3 separate regions of the Mus musculus genome follow, and all the other regions are linked to region 3. The links are chromatin contacts, found by Hi-C or POLR2A ChIA-PET in ENCODE. All regions are on one chromosome and are shown on one strand. Each heading gives the region's core, a stretch centred on a gene start or an enhancer-like site at or near the end of the contact. The rest is flanking DNA. Distances are from core to core; before and after follow the strand shown.

Region 1 (3,263 bases), core at 710-3,209, 38 kb after region 3:
TCAGGGTTAACGTTATGAGGATAGAGTTTTCCATCATGTGCTCAGATTGTGTCTTGAGCCCAAAGCCATTAGAGATCCACTTTGTTTAATACAAAGGGGTAGAAAAAAACTAAAAAAAGATAAGGCAGAAAAAAAAATACTAAAAAAAAAGACTTCAGGCTTTATTGAAATGCTTTGTGTGGGGGTGAAGGGGGAGGGGAATGTCTCCATTAAACGAGTGTGTGGGGGGTTGTCTCACTGTGGGGTTAATTTTGGTAAGAGGAGAGAACATTGTCACAGCACCTGTGTTAAATTCAAGGCCCAACACTGAGATCACGGAGAAAACTACAGAGCCATGAGATGGTCCCTGCTGGTCCCATGTCATCTGAAGCCTGATCCCAGAGCATCTGGATCCAGCAGGAATCAAAGGAGGATGGCAAGTTCTTAGTAAGCCCTCCCTTAGGTTCTCATTATACAAGCTGTCATCCGCCATCGCTCTCAGCCAGAGTTGTTATTCTAAGAGCCTAAAAATAGGAGTGTTTTGCTCACTGGAATGCCAGGAGGATTTTCCCCACAGTGCCAGACAAGCCATTTGGAGCTTCTGCGGAGGACTGCACCCCACAAGCTGCCCTGCGGTCCCCTGAAGAACAGTCGTGAATTTGTGCATATTGGTTTTAGGATTGTTATCTCTAGTATTTTGTTTTTCTGTATTTGTATGTGGGTTTGTGCACATGAGTGCAGGTGAACGAAGCCTGGGGTATTGGGATTCTCCTGGAGCTGGAGTTACTGATGACTGGCAGCCACCTGATGTGGGTGCTGGGGACCAAACCCTGGTCCTCTATAGACCAGAGGACTCTCCACACCCTTTATTCATCTTTTTATAAAACAGAGTCTCAGGTATTCCAAGCTTCCATGTTGGCTTTGAACTCTCAATCCTTTTGCCTCCGCTGTGTAAGTTCTGGGGTTGCAGATGTGTGCCACTATGCCATGCATAGCTCCGTTGCTGTCAGGGGCTGTGTGTTACAGACGGTGTGTAGGGTGTTTGTTAGTGTTCTAATGTTCCTGTGTGCACGCCGCTGTCAGGGGCTGTGTTAGAGCTCTACTTTATGGCAGCTCTACTTACGAATTCTGACTTTGGTCTCACTCCTGTTCTCCTGCCGCAGCCTCCCAAGTACGTACTTGTTTTTGACTGTTGTGGTCAATATTATTTGGGAGTTTCTACTCCACCTTAGCTCATTTAGTTCCCAAATAAAAGACAAAAAACCTTTATGTTTATAATAAGCCTTAAAGCACTAGAGTTGGGCAGGTATCAACCCTCTATGCTATTTTGTCTACTTCCCTGTCAATAGCCCCGAGATATCACTTGCTGTGCTCCATCTGGGCCACTCCTATTTCAACAGGCTGGCCCTCATGGCCACATGCTCACGGTCCACCTACCCCATGGGCTTCTTTCTTCTTCTTCCTCTCTCTTCTTCCTCTTCGTGGTCCCTGCCTCAGACCCCCCAAGCCTGGGAACCGAAGCCCCACTTACCTCTCTTCCGCCCAGCTATAGGCTGTAGGCATCCTTATTAACCAAGTGGTACTTGGATGGGAAACACAGTGTGTAAGATGTTGGTGTGTACACACCTGGGGAGCAAGGTTCATACAACTAAAGCTGGTATTCGTGAGGATCCGCTCCTCTGGGAGCAACCAGATCTTGGGTTACAGAATTCAGCATCTGAATACAGAGCAGCATCAGACCAAACCTTTGCATTTGACTCCTTTGGAGTTTATAGAAGTCTTTCTCTTTGAGAGTGTCCCTTTGCCATTCAAGACTCTGAAAAATTAGCCGACTGAAGAAAAAGTTTCGAATTTGTCCTTTCAGAACCTCCATGTCTCTGTGCCATCGTCACCGTGTCTCCTTTGCTTCTTCTCTGTGGTGTGTTTCTGTAGACATTCGGAGGCAGCATGCTGAGAGCTCTGGCTGGCTGGCATGGCTCCTGCTCTGGCCGTGAGTTTCAGGTGGCTCCCATCATACTTGTGACACATCTCTTAATGGCCATTGGCTGGCCTGAGTTTCCTTATCACATTTAGAACAGCTGTGGAGTTACTGAAACGGTTGTCATGGTAACCCAGAGCTCCGGCTACCCCATCCCAGTTTCTCCTGTGACTGATGGTACAGTATGCCTGTGGCTTTTGAACTGATACTGATGTACTACAACAGTAGACAGAACAGCAGCTCCAGTCTTTGTATATGTTGTTATATAGTAAAGGTTACAGATCAGCTGACCCTAAATAGTCAGTTAATTACCCTTGCGGCCTTGTGTACACAAAGCAGGGCCTTGCCAGGTGAAGTCAGTGCTGTGCCACGGAGCTGATGTGTATGTGAGTGTGTATGTGTGTGTGAGTGGGTGGGTGTGAGTGTGTATGTGGTATGTGTGAGTGTGTGTCAGGGGTTATGTGTATGTATGTGTGTGTGTGTGTCTGGTGTGTTTAGTGCTTCCATACTGCCTGGCACATCTTGGCTATCTCCTGCCATAGTTCCAGAAGGAACATTTTCTCCAATCTTGGGCACAGATCCAATTACTTTGGTAACAGCTTATTTTATTGGCGAGAGGTACCAGAACCAGCTCAGGGAGCTGCGTGTCTACTCACCAATTCTGGATCTAGGGGATATGTGTACACACAGTAACACGTGGATGTGCACATATCTAGACCTTGTTTTAAGAACATACGTACACAATGGTGATGGTGCCCAAGTGTGTAAGTGTGCTCCAGTGTCACAGATGATCTGGCTGCAGCTTACTGTACAATCCAGCTGTCCTTGAACTGCAGCAGTGAGACAACCCTCCTGCCCCAGCATCCCAAGCCTAACAACTACAAGAGAATGCCACGATGCTCGGTGTTGTATTTCTCTAAGCAACCGTGCCAGTGATGTGCAGAGACGAGCCTGGGAGGATTCTTGCACACACAGGGTTATATGCTATGCAACAGTAGGGGTGTGTTGTAGGAGACACACTGCTGCTGCTGTTCTGTGACACTGGAGCACACTTACACACTTGGGCACCATTACCATTGTGTACCTATGGTAGATGCTGTAACTTACTGCTCCAGGCTACAAACATGCCACAGCACTGGAAACTATGTGTAGCTGTAACATAGTGTCATGTCTAAATATGTTTAGACATGTTGAAACATTGTCTAGATGTTGAAAAAGGTACAAAGTAACAGGATGGGTGTTGTACCTGTGTAGGGTGACATTGCGCAGTGCTAAAATTTCCTTTGGAGGCGTTGCATGATACTGT
Region 2 (3,319 bases), core at 25-2,524, 61 kb after region 3:
TCCTGCTGAATGGATTCCTATGCTGTGGTGAGTTATTGGGCCCTATAAGGACGAGGCTTCCTTGTCATTGCCATGTCTGGTGCTCTCAGTCTTGCCCTGCACCCGAGACGTGCAGGCCCATGCTGCCCTCTGTGCCTCCTGTTGCTGTTCCCTCATGACATGTCCTGGTCATCGTCAGTGGTCCTCAGTGCTATCTCAGAATTGCTGCCGTGCCCTTCTTAGTCCCCAGCATGGCCTGGAACACTGGCCGGATTGTTTGTTGTCCACATTTGATCTCAGGAAGCACAAAAGAGAATAGGAAAGAGCTGCCTGGCTCTGAGTTATCTGCTTAGAATCATTCCAAGAATCAGATGGCTTATGCAATAAGTTGACGCCTTCCATTATTGTCAGCTGAGGCCTTGGGGGTGTCTTACCCAGTTCCTGGAAGAAGACATCCTCGGGTCGTAGTGAAAGGTGGCAGAGCACCCCTCTCAGGCATCGGAGCCTTGCACAGAAGAACGCTCAACAATGCTCATGTCTTCCCAGGCATGCGTTTGCACTTGCACTGGCCTGAGGAGTTCATAGCTGCTTAAGTTCAGAGTCTCCCTCCTTGCTTTCGAGGTCTGTCCCCATGGGGTTGAATTAAATGAAGACAGAGCAGTGAGAGCCAGGAGCAAGCTTTCCATGGACCTGGTGGGAGAGGGTGTGTGGACTGAGCCTGATGCTTGCAGATTCAACCAAAATGGATAATATGTATAAATGTAACATGTTATATTATGCATATCTCCCTTGCATCTGTACTGGCCATGTAAGACTTCTTGGTATTCCATGAAGAATATGCTATGGGAATTCTGTATCATTAACTTTGTTCCGGACACTGTAAGGAATCTGGAGATAACTTCAGGAATTCAGGAGGAGTGTGTAAGTTACCTGCAAAGGCCGTGCCACCTTAAAGAAGAACCTGAGCCGTCTCAGACGCTCTTGTCTTTGGGAGGTCCTGGATCAAGCACATATACAGGCCCAGCCCTCTGGTGCATGTAGAGGGACTATTGTAGTTTGAAGAACTCTTAATTAAAGGTTTAGATTTAGAAAATGAAAACAGACATGTTTTCATGACAGGAAAGGGGAACCATTTGCTAATCAAAACAGGTTGCCTGTTTTTAAAAGCTCGGGCCCCCAGGAGCTAATTCTCTCCACTGAGCCCCTCTACTGCCCCCCTTGCGAATCTCTCAGCAGCACATAGGGGCAGCACACCCTACCCTGGAGGGGGGAAGATGCAGAGCACCGGAAGCTGGCCGCTTGCCAGGGTCACACCAGGCGCTGGGGTGCTCGAGGGCAGCTTAGCTGCAGGCTCTGACAGAGTGTACTCTCAGAGTGTTCCTTCTGACGCATGTACGGTTTCTTATCCGTGCCCTTGACTGCGGTTGGTGTTTTGCTCCCTTGTATTCTGCCTCACTGTTTGCTTTGTCTTTGTGGAGTGGATTTTATTAAGGGAGGAAATGTTCCCGGGTGGACCAGATTAGTGTCTTCCTGAACTTCGTACCAAGGTGGCAGAAGACATGCCAGCTTGTTTTCTCTGAGCAGAGGACTTGCAGGGTGCTTCAAGGAACATCTGGGAGGTGGCCCAGCAGCGGGGAAAGTGTGAGCTTTCTGGGTCAGGATTGTTACACTTGTTTTCGGTAGCTTCGGCATTTCCTTGGAACAACACTAGCTGGAATTTTCCATGTGGGCTTCACCTTTAGAAGTGGGGAGAGGGTGGTCAATTAATGTTTCTTCCTTGTCCCGGAGGTACTCGCAATTGAGCTATTAATGTGTTTTTTTTTTTAAGTAATTTTGCCTATGAATAAATAACTTTCATCGAAGAACATCTTCTTCCTTCTGTGATGTATACATTGCTGATAGGGGTTAAGATTAAAAATCTCTTAGAGCTGAGTGAGTTGGTACATGCCTGTAGTCCTAGCTACTCAAGATACTGAGGCAGGAAGATCACTTAATCACATAAATTTGAGACCAGCCTGGACTATATAAGGAAGCAAACTGAAGCAAATTAAAATTTGAATCTTAAAATCAAAGGTTGCCTGACTTGCAGTGTAGGTCCTGACATCAACAGAGACCACCTGGAGGGGGTGCTTTAAAGATACCCAAGTTAATTCTCTTTTTTAATAGAAGAGGAGGCTGGCTGGTGCAGTGGTTAAGAACACTGACTGCTCTTTTAAAGACCCTGAGTTCAATTCCCAGCAACCACAAGGTGGCTCACAACCATCTGTAATGGGATCCGATGCCCTCTTCTGGTGTGTTTGAAGACAGCGACAGTGTACTCACACATAAAATAAATAAATACAATTAAAAAAAAAAAATAGAAGAGGAGGCTCTGAGATACAAGGCTCACAGAAAGATAATCCTCCTAACTATTAGGTAACCCCTTAGTGATATGGAAGGCGTGCCATGGGAGTCCATGTGACCCCTGTGCTGTGTGCTGCCCAGCAGGGGCTCTTTCTCTGTCTTACTGGAGTCACAGTGGTGGGAGAGGTCAGTGATGCTGTCCCAAACAACTTGGCTAAGTGGCGGCTTCCCTGGCTTTTTGGCCATGAGGAAAGCAGCTAATACAGTGGTTCTCAACCTGTGGGTCGGGACCCACTTGGAGTCCCAAATTATGTGTTTATATAATGATGCATAACAGTAGCAAGATTGGGCTGCAGCGATGGCTCAGTGGTTAGGAGCACTGACTGCTTTTCCAAAGGTCCTGAGTTCAATTCCCAGCAACCACATGGTGGCTCACAACCATCTGTAATGGGATCTGATGCCCTCTTGTGGTGTGTTTGAAGACAGCTACAGTGTACTCACATTTATTAAAATAAATTTTTAAAAAAGTAGCAAGACTATAGTTATGAAGTATTAATAAAGTAATTTTAAGGTTGGGGGTCACCACAGCACGAGGAGCTGTGTTAAAGGGTTCCAGCATTAAGAAGGCTGAGGATGAAATACCTGGATTTTTTTTGTTTGTTTATTTTGGAATGTTTGCATATACATTATGAAATACTGCAGGGATGGAACCCATATCAGAACACAGAATTTGTCTCGCATATACCATGCAGACATAACTCAAGAGTAATTGTGTGCAGTCTTTTAAATAATTTTGTCTGTGAAGTAAGTTTCAAGGTGTGGAATTTCTTACTTGTGAGATGGTGTGTGTCCCCCCAGCCCCTAGAGCTTCAGATTCAGGGTCTTTGAATTGGTGATGCTCAGCCTGTAAGGGAACTTAGACAACTCTGTGCCCTGCTTTCTGGACCTGATTTTACTTCTGAGTCTAGACACCTCGTGGGTGTGTGTGGATCACTTG
Region 3 (3,201 bases), core at 242-2,741:
CTTCTTCTTCTTCTTCTTCTTCTTCTTCTTCTTCTTCTTCTTCTTCTTCTTCCTCTTCTTTCTCTCTGTATTTTTTGATTGGTCTGCAGAGAAATGGGCTTACTTCGTGGTGACATTTGTATACAACATGGCTCTAAAACTTGCTTATTTTCCCCTCCACCGTCCTCCCCATCCCCCAACCTCCCGTCTCACTTTGCTTTCTACAGGGCTACTGTCTGTTGGATCTGACCAGTTTCTGATCCTCCCCCAGGACAGCTTCTACTTTCCAGTTCTGTCCTACTTAACAACCACATTTTGTCCTTTTGTCAAAACCCAGGGACTAAGGGAACCTTTCCCCTCCCTTTGGCTAAGATATCCGATCTAACCACCTCCCCACAGAGAACACGTGGATCCCTTTCCCTCGGCCTTTTTCAAGGACAGCTAACATGTCTACTCTAGCCTAGAGAAAATATTTATTTAAAACCCTGTACTCACATGCCCCGTGGCTTCTCGTTACTATTACCTGCTCCCATGTTCTAGTGGGTTTGTTTTTTTCTTTAATGTTTTCTCAGAATAGACACAAGAGCCTTATTTTTTTCCGGAGAGGACCTGCAGGGGTGAGTCTCATAGTGGTGCCTTCTAGGTCCTATGTCTCTGTAAGACATTCAGTGTTCAGTATGGTCTGCTGCTGGACTCAGGTTTCTGCGTTGCCACCTCTCCTATAGCTTCAGTTGTATCCTTACAAAAGCATGAAAAAATATTCTGTAAGAGAAATAATAAGTGGGGGATGTCAAGAATGACTCCTGCTGCCAGGCCTGATGACCTGAGTTGGATTCCCAGGGTCCACATAATGGAAGCCAAGACTGACTCCTCAAAGTTGTCTTCTGACTTCCACGCGCCAAACTGTCTCTCGTGACCACCCCCTCCAATAAATAAAATGTAATAAAGAAGAAATGTAAATGTTTGAATTAACGGAAAGCAATTTCTCTGACCCTCTCCTTGCTGTATATATGGACTAAAATATGTAGCATTCTGTGTTAATTTAAAAAAAAAATGAAGAGCGCAGCATTAAAAAAAAATCCAGATACAATTGTCTCCAATTTTCAGTGTTAGCTTTTGGTTATTTGAAACTTGAACACACTCCAGTTTACTGGCGTGCATTGTGCTCTTTAAGGTTAAGACTCTGGGTTGGGCAACCTGCAGCTTGGATAACAAGATGTCTTTTCCCCCTAGGTCCTTCCTCCAGCTTTTAAACAAGGAGCGTGGAGACAACTTGCGCAGTTGCTCGCTTCCTACCGGGAAGGAGGGAATTCGAGACTCGTCCGGGACTAGAGGGAGGAGACCTGGCAGTGGCTCCGATTTCCTCCCGCCACTCCGGAACCCTGGCCGGGAGCCGCAGAGACTAGGAAACCAGGGAGGCGCCACTGGAGCCTCGGGGAGGGTGGAGGGCGTGGCTTCGGGGGTGGGCGGGACCGCGGCTGGTGGGCAGGGTCTAGCCGGGGCGGGGCCACGGCAGGCAGCGCGGGGTGAGCCCGGCGAGCTGTGGTCTCCGCGCTCCGGGGCTCGGCAGGCGCTCCCGCTTCTGTCTCCGCGCGCAGTTCCCGCCGCCTCCTTCCAAGCGGGCTCGGCCCGGTGCGGCCGGCTGCTGGGGCGATGTGAACCGGGACCCGCAGGCGCGGCAGGTTCGCCGCGATGTGGCTCAAGCCCGAGGAGGTGCTGCTCAAGAACGCGCTGAAGCTCTGGGTGACCCAGAAGAGCAGCTGCTACTTCGTCTTGCAGCGGCGCCGCGGGCACGGCGAGGGGGGCGGCCGCCTCACCGGTAAGGGGCGCGCGCGGCGGCCCGGCCCGGCCTCTGTCCCTGCCGCCCGGCCGCGTCGCAGGTGGTGTCTCGGTGGCAGCCGACGAGGCCAGGACGGCCCTGCCTATGGCTTGTTTTCCTTTTTCCTGCGTTTCTCACGCGAGCTCCGGTCGGGCTTGGAGCTCAGGGACCCACGGGCCGAGAGAGGCAGGTGCATCTGGTGTGACCTGGCTCGCGAACGCTGGAGACGCAGCTTCTAGAGCTTGCCCCAAGGCAGCGAGATCGGGGCGCCCTAGGGCCCCGCCAGGTGACAGAAGGGTGCGCCCAGGCAGGCCCGGACTTGGCCATCTGGACGCAGCTGTGGCTCCAGGTGGTGTTGCAGCTGCGGACTTCAGGCCAGATCATCGGGAGGTTCTAGAGATCCAGGACTTTCTGGCCCAGGAGGCGGGGGCTGTCTTCGCTTCGAGGGGAAACTGAGGCACTATAGTTGCGTAGCGAAGTTAAGCATGCCGCTTTTGTTTCTCCTTTCAATGTCTTCTGTGGAACGATAGGACAAAAATACGATAGGCTTTGAAGTTGTCTCCAAGCAAGGCATTTTCCCCTTCTAAAAGTTATGGCTCAAAGCTGTTAAGAGATTGGGATCAGCTCGCGTTATTAGCTAGAGCACCTGCTCAATCAGGGAAGGGGAATTGTCGTGTTTTGCCTAGGGGGTTGGAATGATTCCTTTGGTTAAGGAGCCACCTCTGGTAAAAGGGACTTCAGATGATGGTCCTTTCATAACCTTCTACTGAATGTCGCTGAGGGGGTCAACAGACCTAAACGGTGCGCTCGGGTTAATTGCTGGTGACTGTCTGCACCTGGGCCAGTCTGGAGACGGCCCTTTGGGAGCAGAGTCTGGTTGGAGAAATGAGGAATATGCTTCTACCTAAAATCATGTATTTTAGCTTCAGGAAAAGCTAGCAGGTGTAGGGTGGGGTCAGGGTCCACGATGACAACCGAGACTCTCCTGAGAATTCAGTAGTGGGTAGGAGACCACAGGATTCTGGTTGAAAGGGTTAGTAGACAGTGGAACGTTCTGGGCAGCTGAGTGGCCACGAACCCCCCTGAACAGGGACAACTTGTGCAGCAGGTGGGCTTCGTGGGGGTGGGGGGAGAGTTACAGTAGAAGGAAGGGGGCCTTTGAGCCCTTTGTGAGGCCCTGGGTAGCACCATGGAATTTAGTGTTGGACTGGAGAACAAGAACTTGGTAGCATCCTGCAAAGCTCAGTAGAGGCCAAGTGGCCTGAGAGGGCTGTGTATGTACAACACTGGAGACGGTGGCTTAATTGATGGTGGATTAAGTAGAGTATCTGGTGTATTAGTCATCTGTTGCAGAGGGTGACGGTAGGACAGGAGACTTGTAAACTGGGAAATAGGGAAACAGT

What was found. Hi-C counts contacts between places; a loop is a spot of excess contacts on that map. ChIA-PET counts read pairs that join two places held with the same protein, here RNA polymerase II (POLR2A).
Region 1: a map of heart shows a loop between it and region 3 (2.0-fold over the local background). The contact joins the enhancer-like site here to the promoter of Tbc1d8 in region 3. A Hi-C loop is called at or near these places in 5 of 37 maps with a recorded cell type or tissue (gastrocnemius, heart and left cerebral cortex). POLR2A ChIA-PET finds 5 or more read pairs at or near these places in 3 of 5 experiments (all embryonic stem cell).
Region 2: a loop to region 3 is called in a map of heart, with 1.9 times the contacts of the local background. The contact joins the enhancer-like site here to the promoter of Tbc1d8 in region 3. A Hi-C loop is called at or near these places in 1 of 37 maps with a recorded cell type or tissue (heart). POLR2A ChIA-PET finds 5 or more read pairs at or near these places in 3 of 5 experiments (Patski and embryonic stem cell).

What each region holds. Positions count from the first base shown.
Region 1 is chr1:39,439,118-39,442,380 of GRCm38, reverse strand. All of the region lies in intron 1 of Tbc1d8 (TBC1 domain family, member 8), which reads left to right. Among named protein-coding and RNA genes, the nearest start is that of Tbc1d8, 38 kb to the left of the region's middle. Within about 2 kb of position 1,959, at least 1 of the 3 ENCODE cell types and tissues checked has a DNase peak (open chromatin) inside an H3K27ac peak, as active enhancers do; it is gastrocnemius, where a contact is called at or near this core.
Region 2 is chr1:39,416,031-39,419,349 of GRCm38, reverse strand. All of the region lies in intron 2 of Tbc1d8 (TBC1 domain family, member 8), which reads left to right. Among named protein-coding and RNA genes, the nearest start is that of Rpl31, 50 kb to the right of the region's middle. Within about 2 kb of position 1,274, at least 3 of the 3 ENCODE cell types and tissues checked have a DNase peak (open chromatin) inside an H3K27ac peak, as active enhancers do; they include heart, where a contact is called at or near this core.
Region 3 is chr1:39,477,037-39,480,237 of GRCm38, reverse strand. It overlaps Tbc1d8 (TBC1 domain family, member 8), which reads left to right and starts at 1,491. Exons shown (of 20, transcript NM_018775.4): 1 at 1,491-1,798. The coding sequence starts at 1,672.